2 separate regions of the Homo sapiens genome follow, and region 2 is linked to region 1. A link is an interaction called in ENCODE POLR2A ChIA-PET data of the cell type or tissue named here. Cell type or tissue: CD4-positive, alpha-beta T cell. All regions are shown on one strand. Each heading gives the region's core, and the rest is flanking DNA. Links, peaks and the distances in the headings are about the cores only. Region 1 holds the start of LOC124903650 (a long non-coding RNA gene). Region 2 overlaps NDE1 (nudE neurodevelopment protein 1).

Region 1 (5,372 bases), core at 270-5,269:
ACTGATGAAGTAGGGAAAAGAAAAGTGTTGTCTCTATATGCTTAAAGGAACATATACCCCCTTGAATATAGGCTAGGAGTTGGGAAACTTTTGGTGAAGGCCCAGATAGTAGATATTTTTGGCTTGGCAAGTCATACAATGTTTTGTTTGTTTGTTTGTTTTGGTTTTTGAGACAGAGTGGTTCTCTGTTGCCCAGTCTGGAGTGCAGTGGTGCAGTCTCAGCTCACTGCAACCTCCAACTTCCTGGGTCAAGCAGTTCTCTTGCCTCAGCCTCCTGAGTAGCTGAGGTTACAGTTGTGTGCCTGTAATCTCACAGCTGGCTAATTTTTAAATTTTTTTTATTTTTTATTTTTAGCAGAGACGGGCTTTCGCCATGTTGGCCAGGCTGGTCTCAAACTGCTGACCTCAAGTAATCCACCTGCCTTGGTGCTGGGGTTACAGGCGTGAGCCACCACACCCAGCCAAGTCATACAGTCTTTGTCGCAGCTACTCAACTCTAGCACTGTAGTATACAAAAGCAGCCAGCCATAGACATTATGCATACAAATGGGCATGGCTGTGTTCCAATAAAACTTTATTTACAATAACAAGCTGTGGGCCAGATCGGACTCTGTTGCCAGGCCCTGGTAGAGAGCATTGTTTGTGCCCATGATGCAGTGGAGGTACTGAGGAGTCAATAGAATACTACAATTCTGCAAGCCAGACTAAGCTATGTCCTTTGTACATTATCCAGGACTCTTGAGAGCCACAGGGCAAGGGCCTATACAATAACAGCCAAGGCATGTTGATGATGATGATGATGATGATGAATACAACTATCATAGATTTCCCTGGCCAGAGCAGGCTGGCAATAGCAAACTCAAGACCGTGACATGGGAGATTTTTGTTGAAGCCAGGTGTGGATGTATTAGTCACCCCATTCCAGTTGGCCCCGCCTGTTGGGTATAACTTGTAGCAGGAAGGATTTAGAGTCTATACAAGAAAAGCAGGCTGAGGCCAGGTACAGTGGCTCGTGCTCATAATCCCAGCACTTCAGGAAGCCGAGGCAGGGAGATCTCTTGAGCCCAGGAATTCAAGACCAGCCTGGGCAACACAGCAAGACCCCATATCTATACATAATTTAAAAATTTAGCTGGGCGGCCAGGCACGGTGGCTCATGCCTGTAATCCTAGCACCTTGGGAGGCCGAGGCGGGTGGATCACCTGAGGTCAGGAGTTTGAGACCAGCCTGGCCAACATGGCGAAACCCTTCTCTACTAAAAATACAAAAATTAGCTGGGTGTGGTGGCAGGTGCCTGTAATCCCAGCTATTTGGGAGGCTGAGGCAGGAGAATCTCTTGAACCCGGAGGGAGAGGTTGCAGTTAGCAGAGATCACGCCATTGCACTCCAGCCTGGATGACAAGAGCAAAATTCCATCTCAAAAAGGAAAAAAGATTTTAGCTGGGCATGGTGGTGTACACCTGTAGTCCCAGCTACTTGGGAAGCTGAGGCAGGAGGATCGTGTGAGCCCAGGAGGTTGAGGCTGTAGTGAGCTATGATCGCACCACTGCACTCCAGCCTGGGCGACAAAGCGAGACCCTGTCTCCAACAAAAACAGAAAGAAATAACTGTCTGGACGTCACGGTTGGAAAACATGAGAGTGGCTACAGCTGATGCCTTACAGATGCGTAGACAAATTACGAATAGGACTTGGTTGGGATTCGCTTAGCAGCAGATGGCTTTGCAGTTTCCAGGCAGCCCAAGGTTCTGCCACTCTCAGACTGTCTCTGCGCTGAGCAGCCACTGGGGGTCCCCTGAGACAGAGTCCCCTGGGCCCTGTGGCTGGTACCTTCCCAGCATAATGGATGATGGAGAACTCAGTCTTGTCCTTGAGCTGCTTGGGCTTCTGGAACTTGGGGTGGCTGCCCTGCTCCGTGCACAGCTTCTCCACGAAAGACTTGTCCGTGGCTTTGGGGAACCAGCATTCCTCGTCCAGCAGGGCCAGCACACCTGGAGGGTTGTTCTGTGGGAGACAAGTAGGGCTTGAATCAGAGAGAACACCCAACCTCAGGCATTCCATGAAGAGCTGGCCAACTATACACAACGCATGGGCATCCGCCGAGATCTGATACTGTATTTGCCCACATATAAAGATGAGTTTATGACCCCCATGCTTCCAAATCTACCTTCAAATTACCCTGTGCCCAATGGACCAGTAACAGGGATGGAAGGCAGAACATAATGTTTGCTGCCGCCCCCTAGTGGGCAACACGCAGGCAACATCATGAAGAGTTCATAACTCTTTTTTTTTTTTTTTTTTTTTTGAGACAGAGTTTTGCCTTGTCGCCCAGGCAGACGGTGCAGTGGCGCGATCTCGACTCACTGCAAGCTCCGCTTCCTGGGTTCACGCCATTCTCCTGCCTCAGCCTCCCGAGTAGCTGGGACTACAGGCGCCTGCCACGGCGCCCGGCTGATTTTTTCTATTTTTAGTAGAGGCGGGGTTTCACCGTGTTAGCCAGGATGGTCTCCATCTCCTGACCTCGTGATCCGCCCGCCTCGGCCTCCCAAAGTGCTGGGATTACAGGCATGAGCCACCGCGCCCGGCCGAGTTCATAATTCTTGCAAATGAATTTGTTGCTTGACTTGAATTCACCTAGGGTTCCTGTTAGAAAAGTTTTTTTTGGAGACAGGGTCTCACTCTGTTATCCAGGCTGGAATGCAGTGGCGCAATCTCGGCTTACAGCAACCTCTGCCTCCAGGGCTCAAGCAATCCTCCCACCTCAGCCTCCCAAATAGCTGGGACCACAGGCGTGCACCACCAGGCCCGGCTAATTAGTAGAAACCCTGTCTCTACTGAAAATACAAAAGTTAGGTGGGCGTGGTGGTGCACGCCTGTAGTCTCAGCCACTTGGGAGGCTGAGGCGGGAGGATCACTTGAGGCAGGGAGGTGGAGGTTGCAGTGAGGCAAGATTGTGCCACTGCACTCCAGCCTGGGCAACAGAGTCAGACCATGTCATAAAAAAAAAAAAAAAAAAAAAAAAAGCAATGGCAGAGAAGGAAAGGGAAGGGAAAGAGGGTAGGGAAGAAAAAAAGGAAGAAAAAAGAGGATGGAAGGAAGGCAGAAATTAAAGAAAATACCTTTGATATGAAAATGTGGGTTAATGGAAATTGTAAGAGTTCACAAGGATTCAGCTTACAGCCTTTCAGGACTGGGTGATGGATTGGGTGGGGGAATGCTATGTGCATGGGGAGAGTGTGGGGTCCACGTCGGCTCCACAGAGGCCACACACGTGTACAAGGTGTGACGGAGCCCCGCACGCCCACGTGCCCCTCACCGGTCGCTCGATGAGCTCGATGCAGGGCTGTAGGTCCAGCCCAAAGTCGATGAAGTTCCACTCGATGCCCTCGCGCTGGTACTCCTCCTGCTCCAGGATGAACATGGTGTGGTTGAAGAGCTGCTGCAGCTTCTCGTTGGTGTAGTTGATGCACAGCTGCTCGAAGGAGTTCACCTGAGCACATGGCGTGGGGGCGGGGCGTGAGCATCTTGGTATGAAGTCAGAAGACAAGGAGCCCCACAGAAGCTCCACCCGACAGCGCCCCCATGGCCCGCCCACATCCTGTTCTGCCATCCCAGCACCCAGACAGGGCTGAGGCCCCAAAACATGCTGCCTAGAGTCCACCAGGGCTGGTGAAGTTGATATCACATGGCCCTCACACACCTTAAAGATGCTTATCTCCTCCATCTGCACAACCATCTATGGATGGACAAACCTCGTAAGGCACGCTACTGCATGTACAGATGTGGAAACATTTTACAGATGTGAAAACAGAGGCGCAGAGAGAAAGTGACTCGGTAGTACACTTCTTTCGGGACATCTATCAATCTTAAAACCTCCTGGCTGGGTGTAGTGCTCATGATTGTAATCCCAGCACTTAGGGAGGCCAAGGCGGGAGGATCACTTGAGGTCAGGAGTTTGCGACCAGCCTGGCAAGCATAGCGAAACCTCTCTCCACTAAAAATACAAAAATTGGCCAAGCACAGTGGCTCATACCTGTAATCCCAGCACTTTGGGAGGCCGAGGCTGGTGGATCATTTGAGATCAGGAGTTTGAGACTAGCCTGGCCAACAGGGTGAAACTCTGTCTCTACCAAAAAAAAAAAAAAAAGTAGCCAGGCATGGTGGCACTAATCCCAGCTACTCGAGAGGCTGAGGCAGGAGAATCACTTGAACCTGGGAGGCGGAGGTTGCGGTGAGCCAAGATTGCACTACTGCACTCCGGCCTGGGCAACAGAGCGAGACTCTGTCTAAAAAAAAAAAAAAAATTAGCTGGGCACAGTGGTACACTCCTGTAGTCCCAGCTACTCAGGAGGCTGAGACAAGAGAATTGCTTGAACCCAGGAGGCGGAGGCAGCAGTGAGACAAAATTGTGACACTGCATTCCAGTCTGGGCGACAGAGCAAGACTCTGTCTCAAAAAAAAAAAAACAAGACAAGACAAAAAAAAAACCTTCCCTTTCTCTGAGAACTTTCTTCAAACCCATGGGTAAAGGATCCAATATCCATGTTTCTACTACATGAGGTATTGCAAGCTCCTGCAAACAGTTCTTGGCTTGGAGGTGACCATGTAGCCCAATTCAGGTGAGTAAGAGTCAGTGAGACTTAATTCCAAGATTTTGGTTGGAACTGTTAGAAAAGAGATATGTGCTTTTTTTTTTTTTTTTTTTTTACCAGGATTACTGAGAGGCAGTCTGGAGCTGTGGCAGCCATCTTGCCCCCGTGAGGGGAGAGCCTGCTTGAGAATGGAGCCAATATGGAGGAAGGCAGAGAGAGAGAGAGAACGATGGCGGGAGATCAGACCCTGCCTACGGGATCCAGCTACATGTCTGGCCTTCTCAGTTCCAGAAACCAATGCATTTCCTGTTGGATTTCTGTCTCTTATACCCTCAATGATCCACCCTTAACTAGACAGCCTCCTACCCTACAGTAGCCATCTACATGCCTTTCTCCAAAATCATGACTCCTCCAAGAAAAAGCCCATCTCAGACAACCAAGACCATGGCTCTTAGGATCCCACCGAGCTGTACCTCAAAGATCTCAAATCCAGCTATATCCAGGATCCCCAGGAAGGAAGCCCCTTGCCGATGGGTCTTGTCCAGGGCTTTGTTCACGCGGGTGAGTATCCAGCGGAAAAGGCGCTCATATGTTGCCTTGGCCAAAGCCTCTACAGCAAAGTCAGCCTGCAGAGGGCAACCAGGGGAACCCGGTTATTCTCAATGGGCTCCATTTTCACATAAGCCAGGCTGGTGGTGAAGATTTTTATTCTTGGCCGGGTGCAGTGACTCACACTGTAATCCCAGCACTTTGGGAGGCCGAGGCAGGTGGGTCACTTGAGG
Region 2 (5,372 bases), core at 245-5,244, 63 kb before region 1:
GCTAGACTCAGCGTAACGTGTGCTGCATGGGCAGAAAAAAAGAATCTCAGTTCTCACCCCAGCCCCTCTGCTGACAGCTTCCGATCAGGCCTTTTACAGCAGATATTAATAACAGACAGTTAAGGAGTGCTCAGTGTGTGCTGGCCAGCCTGCAGCCTTCGCCGCAGGCCCAGGATGCAGGTGCTGTCCCCGTTTGATGAAAGTGAGGCTCTGAGTTAAGCAGAGTCATGAAGCAATTGAATGGCAGATGGTTTGGGATTCAGACCCAGGCAGGCAGGCTCCAGGGCTTACCCTACCATCTACTACCTTATCCCTTAGCTTGTCCCCTGGGCATGAAGAGACCAGTGAGACTTCTAGAATTCCGGTGCAGAGCCCTTCTGTTTAGTTTTGTTGAGATGGAGTTTTGCTCTGTTGCCCAGGCTGGAGTGCAATGGTGCGATATTGGCTCGCTGTAACCCCCTCCTCCCAGGTTCAAGTGATTCTCCTGCCTCAGCCTCCTGAGTAAGCTTGAATTACAGGTGCCCACCACCATGCCTGGCTAATCTTGTATTTTTAGTAGAGATGGGGTTTCACCATGTTGGCCGGGCTGGTCTCAAACTACTGACCTCAGGTGATCTGCCTGCCTCAGCCCCTGAAAGTGGTGGTATTACATGTATGAGTCACTGTGCCTAGCCCCAGTCTAGAGCCATTTTGCATACTTTATTTCATTGTTGTTTTTAGAGACACAGTCTTGGTCTGTGGCCCAGGCTGGAGTGCAGTGGTGCAATCATAGCTCACTGCAGCCTCCAACTCCTGGGCTCCAGTGATCCTCCTGCCTCAGCCTCCTGAGTAGCTGGGACTAGAGGCATGCAACTCCATGCCTGGCTATGTTTCCACACTTCAATATGCATGTAGCTTACCTGGGGATCTTGGTAGAATGTACCTCAGATCAAGTGGGTCTTGGGTGGGGCCTGAAATTTCTTTCTCTCTTTTTTTTTTTTTTTGAGACAAAGTCTTGCTCTGTCGGCCAGGCTGGAGTGCAGCGGCATTGATCTTGGCTCACTGCAGCCTCTGCCTCCTGGATTCAAGCGATTCTCATGCCTCAGCCTCCCGAGTAGCTGGGATTACAGGCAGGCACCTGTTACCATGCCCAGCTAATTTTGTATTTTTAGTAGAAACAAGATTTTGCCATGTTGGCCAGGCTGGTCTTGAACTCCTGACCTCAACTGATCGAACTGCCTCGGCCTCTGAAAGCACTGGGATTACAGGTGTGAGCTACTGTGCCTGGCCGAGAGATTCTGCATTTCTAACAGTTCTCATGTGCTGCTGGTGCATGGACCCCACTTGGAGAAGAGAGGCTCTGCAGAGCGGGACCCTTGTAAAGCTGGATCATCCTGTCTATAGTTCTTGTATCTATCACAGATGCCATTATGTTAATTAACTATATGGATTTTCTACAATTTCAAAAGGATTTGTTTTGGGTTTGTTTAAAAAGACTAATGTGGCTGGGCACGGTGGCTCATGCCTGTAAATACCAGCCCTTTGGGCGGCCAAGGTGGGAGGATCGCTTGAAACTAGGAGTTCATGATCAGCCTGGGCAACATAGTGAGACCCTGTCTCTATTAAAAAAAAAATTTGTTAAAGGCCAGGCATGGTGGCTCACGCCCGTAATCCCAGCACTTTTGGAGGCCAAGGCGGGCAGATCATTTGAGGTCAAGAGTTCGAGACCAGCCTGGACAACGTGATGGAACTCTGTCTCTACTAAAAATACAAAAATTAGCCGGGTGTGGTGGCACATGGCTATAATCCCAGCTACTCAAGAGGCCAAGGCAGGAGAATCGCTTGAACCTGGGAGGCGGAGGTTGCAGTGAGCTGAGATCACATCACCGCACTCCAGTCCGGGTGACAGAGCAAGACTAACATGTAAAAATAAGTATTTGTTGCAGTCATCACAAGGACTTGAAAAATTGGTTGTCATACGGGCCTTGGGTGTGTGATGCGGTTAACTACGGAAAGAAATAGGGTAGCTTTTGGGATCCGAGGAAAGGCGTCAGTGTCCCTCCTGTCCCGTGGTTTTGGATCTAGCGATGTTAACGCACAGACATGACTATAGGTTGGTGAGTTACATGCTCTTCCCTTTGCACACCCAGGCCTGGACGACTCCACCGGGGGGACCCCCCTCACACCTGCGGCCCGGATATCAGCCCTCAACATTGTGGGAGACCTACTGCGGAAAGTCGGGGTAAGACCACACTTTCCTGGCGTTTGGTGCCTTCCTGCCTGTCTTTCAGGATGTGTGAAGGGGGTTGATCTAGTTCCTTCCCTCTCTTCTTTTTTTCTTTTTTTTTAGAGACAGGGTCTTGCTCTGTTGCTCAGGCTGGAGTGTAGTGGTATGATCACAACTCACTGCAGCCTCAAAATCCTGGGTTCAAGCGATCCTCTCACCTTAGCTTCCCGAGGAGCTTGGACCACAGGTGTGCGCCACTATGCCTGGCTGATACTTTCATTTTTTTGTAGTAATGTGGGTATCGCTGTGTTGCCCAGGCTGGTCTTAAACTCCTGGCCTCAAGTGATCCTCCCAGGTTGGCCTCCCAAAGTTCTGGGATTACAGGCATGAGCCAATGCGTCCAGCCCCTTTCATAGCAGTGTGGTGAGTTTTAGGTGTGGCTGCTCCTTTAGCATCCCTGGGAATCATTAGAGCTTCCTGTGGGAGTTACTGCCAGACACTCAGAGCTCTGACTCGAAGCCCTGCTCTGAACCCTATGTATGTCTCTTTCCTTTTACCGTTTTTCCTCTAGGAAATTTGGGAAATTAGGGTGATATGTGTGTTTTTTCCTTAACTCGAAAAATTAAGGAGCACTTGGAAACTGCCTTCTCTTTTGGCCGGGTGCTCATACCTGTAATCCCAGTGCTTTGGGAGGCCAAGGTGGGAGATTACTTGAGCTCAGGAGTCTGACACCAGCCCGGGCAACATGGTGAAACCCCCTGCCCCGACTTGGCCTCTACAAGAATGCAAAAATTAGCCAGGCCTGATGGTGTACACTGGTGGTCCCAGCTACTCAGGAGGCTGAGAGGTGGGAGGATTGCTTCAGCCTGGGAGGTTGAGGCTGAGTGAGCTGAGATTCCAACACTGCACTCCATCCTGGGTGACAGCACGACGTTGTCTCAGAAGAGAAAAAAACTGCCACCTTTTTTTTTTTTTTTTTTTTTTTTGGTTTGTTTCTTGGGGTTTAAGTGAATTTTGACACTTTGGGAGACCGAGATGGGTGGATCACCTGAAGTCAGGAATTCAAGACCAGCCTGGCCAACATGGTGAAACCCCATCTCTACTAAAAATACAAAAATTAGCCAGGAATGGTGGTGGGCACCTGCGATCCCAGCTACTTGAGAGGCTTATGCAGGAAAATTGTTTGAATCCGGGAGGCGGAGGTTGCAGTGAGCTGAGATCGCACCGCTGGGTGACAAAGTGAGACTTGGTCTCAAAAAAAAAAAAAAAAAAAATCTTGAAAGCCTAGGGCAAAGAATTTGGCCTTTCAGCTTTTATGTTAATTACAGGGAGGGATCCTTTTGTGCTTAAGTAAAAACATAGGTATTCTTTGTAGTTTATTTTTAAAAATGATGCCTAGAAGGCCACATAATTTAACTCCTACCAAGTTGTCACTGTACACAGTGTATTTGTAGCTACAACTTAATAGAAGCTTGCAACTCATTTCTTTTGTTTTTACTTCTGGTTTTTGGCTGTCTGGTTTGCTATTCTAGAAGCAGGTCTGCATTTCAGTATTTAGCCTAGTTGGAGTATAGAGAAGCCTGGGGTGCTGTCAGTGTCCTTTTGGTTTCCTCAGGGTCTGTTGTAGCCAGACCAAGTCCTTACCAAACTTCTTGCCATTCTGCAGAGGTTTAACAAGGTAAACCAAAGGGTGAAGGATTCCAGAAGTGGATTTCCTACTTCCTACAAGCGGAGTTGGATAATTGGTAGGTTAGTGATTTTTCCAGAAAGCTCCCATTTTAAAAAATTTTTTGTAATTAAAAAAGAATTTTTTTTTTTTTTTTAAGCCAAGCATGATTGTGCATAGTCCTAGCTATTCAGGAGGCTGAGGTGGAAGGATTGGTTGAGGCTGCAGTGAGCCGTGATCTTTTTCCAGGCAGCTCCCAAACATTTTAAAAAATTTTTCGTAATTAAAAAAAATTTTTTGCATTAAAAATTTTTTTTATTAACTGGGCATGATTGCGGATGCCTATAATTCCAGCTGCTCAGGAGGCTGAGGTGGGAGGGATTGGTTGAGCCTGGGAGGTTGAGGCTGCAGTGAGCTGTGATCTCACCAGTGCACTCCAGCCTGGGTGACACAGCGTCTAAAAAAGTAAAAAACAAAACAAAAAAAAAAACTGAGATGGGATCTTACTTTGTGGCCCAGGCTGGTCTCAAACTCCTGATGTCAAGCCATCCTCCTGCCTTGGCCTCCCAGAGTGCTGGGATTATAGGTGTGAGCCATTGTGCCCAGCCAGCTCCCAAATACTTAAGGTGCTTGGTTCTGAGACTGGCATATACGTTGGATTCCTCTTGGGGTCCCACCTTGGAATTCCAGTGCACAACAGTTTGAGAACCACTGTCTGGGGTTCGTTCTTCTGTACAGGCTCTGGTAAGACAGAATAGTCCTTGCCTATAACTTGAGAGATAAAAGTGTATTTCTGTCCAGGCACTGGAGTCCAAACTCGCTTCCTGCCGGAACCTCGTGTACGATCAGTCCCCAAACCGAACAGGTGGCCCAGCCTCTGGGCGGAGCAGCAAGAACAGAGATGGCGGGGAGAGACGGCCAAGCAGCACCAGCGTGCCTTTGGGTGATAAGGGGTCAGTACCTTCTAATAAACCTCTCGCTGGCGGGGAGAACCCGCCTGCCCCAGGCAAGAGACACTCACCCCCAGCCCACAGCCATGTGTCTTTTTAAATTATAGGATTATTTCAGCAAACCTTATCCTCTCCTCTGCTCCCTGCAGGCAGCATTAGGTGGTGTCTTGTGGCTTGAACAAAGGGCTAGAGAGAGGGTCTTGTTTTGTGAGACAGGGTCTCACTCTGTCACCTAGGCTAGAATACGATGGCAGGATCATGGCTCACCCTCTGCCTCCCAGCTCAAACGATCCTCCCACCTCAGTCCCCCGAGTAGCTGGGAGTACAGGTGCGTGTCACCGTGCTCGGCTAATTTTTTGTATTTTTTCTAGAGACAGGTTTTGCCATGTTGCCGAGTTTGGTCTCAAACTCTGAGCTTCAAGTGATCCTCACCCTTCATCCTCCCAAAGTGCTGCGACGACAGGTGTGGGCTACCATGCCTGGCCAAGAAGGTCATTTTTATCATTTGATTCTACAGCTGCTACTCACGGTTACACTGTGAGAATGTCCT

What was found. Peaks named below come from ENCODE experiments on the same cell type or tissue, not always from the same donor. Only the 100,000 strongest peaks of a DNase experiment are listed, where the experiment ranks them.
Region 2: POLR2A ChIA-PET joins it to region 1 with 5 read pairs; 4 of 35 experiments call an interaction of 5 or more read pairs at or near these places.

What each region holds. Positions count from the first base shown.
Region 1 is chr16:15,754,513-15,759,884 of GRCh38, forward strand. MYH11 (myosin heavy chain 11) reads right to left here. Exons shown (of 41, transcript NM_002474.3): 12 at 5,064-5,216; 13 at 3,315-3,488; 14 at 1,829-2,002. It overlaps LOC124903650 (a long non-coding RNA gene), which reads left to right and starts at 4,423. Exons shown (of 2, transcript XR_007065004.1): 1 at 4,423-4,617; 2 at 4,711-5,215. RefSeq lists enhancers at 2,656-3,289, 3,290-3,923. In CD4-positive, alpha-beta T cell, for the core only: a CTCF peak has its summit at 2,214 (motif pointing left); a DNase peak (open chromatin) is centred at 2,239.
Region 2 is chr16:15,692,036-15,697,407 of GRCh38, forward strand. It overlaps NDE1 (nudE neurodevelopment protein 1), which reads left to right. Exons shown (of 9, transcript NM_017668.3): 7 at 2,130-2,221; 8 at 4,674-4,825. Among named protein-coding and RNA genes, the nearest start is that of NDE1, 44 kb to the left of the region's middle. In CD4-positive, alpha-beta T cell, for the core only: no CTCF peak of the experiment used is centred there; no DNase peak of the experiment used is centred there.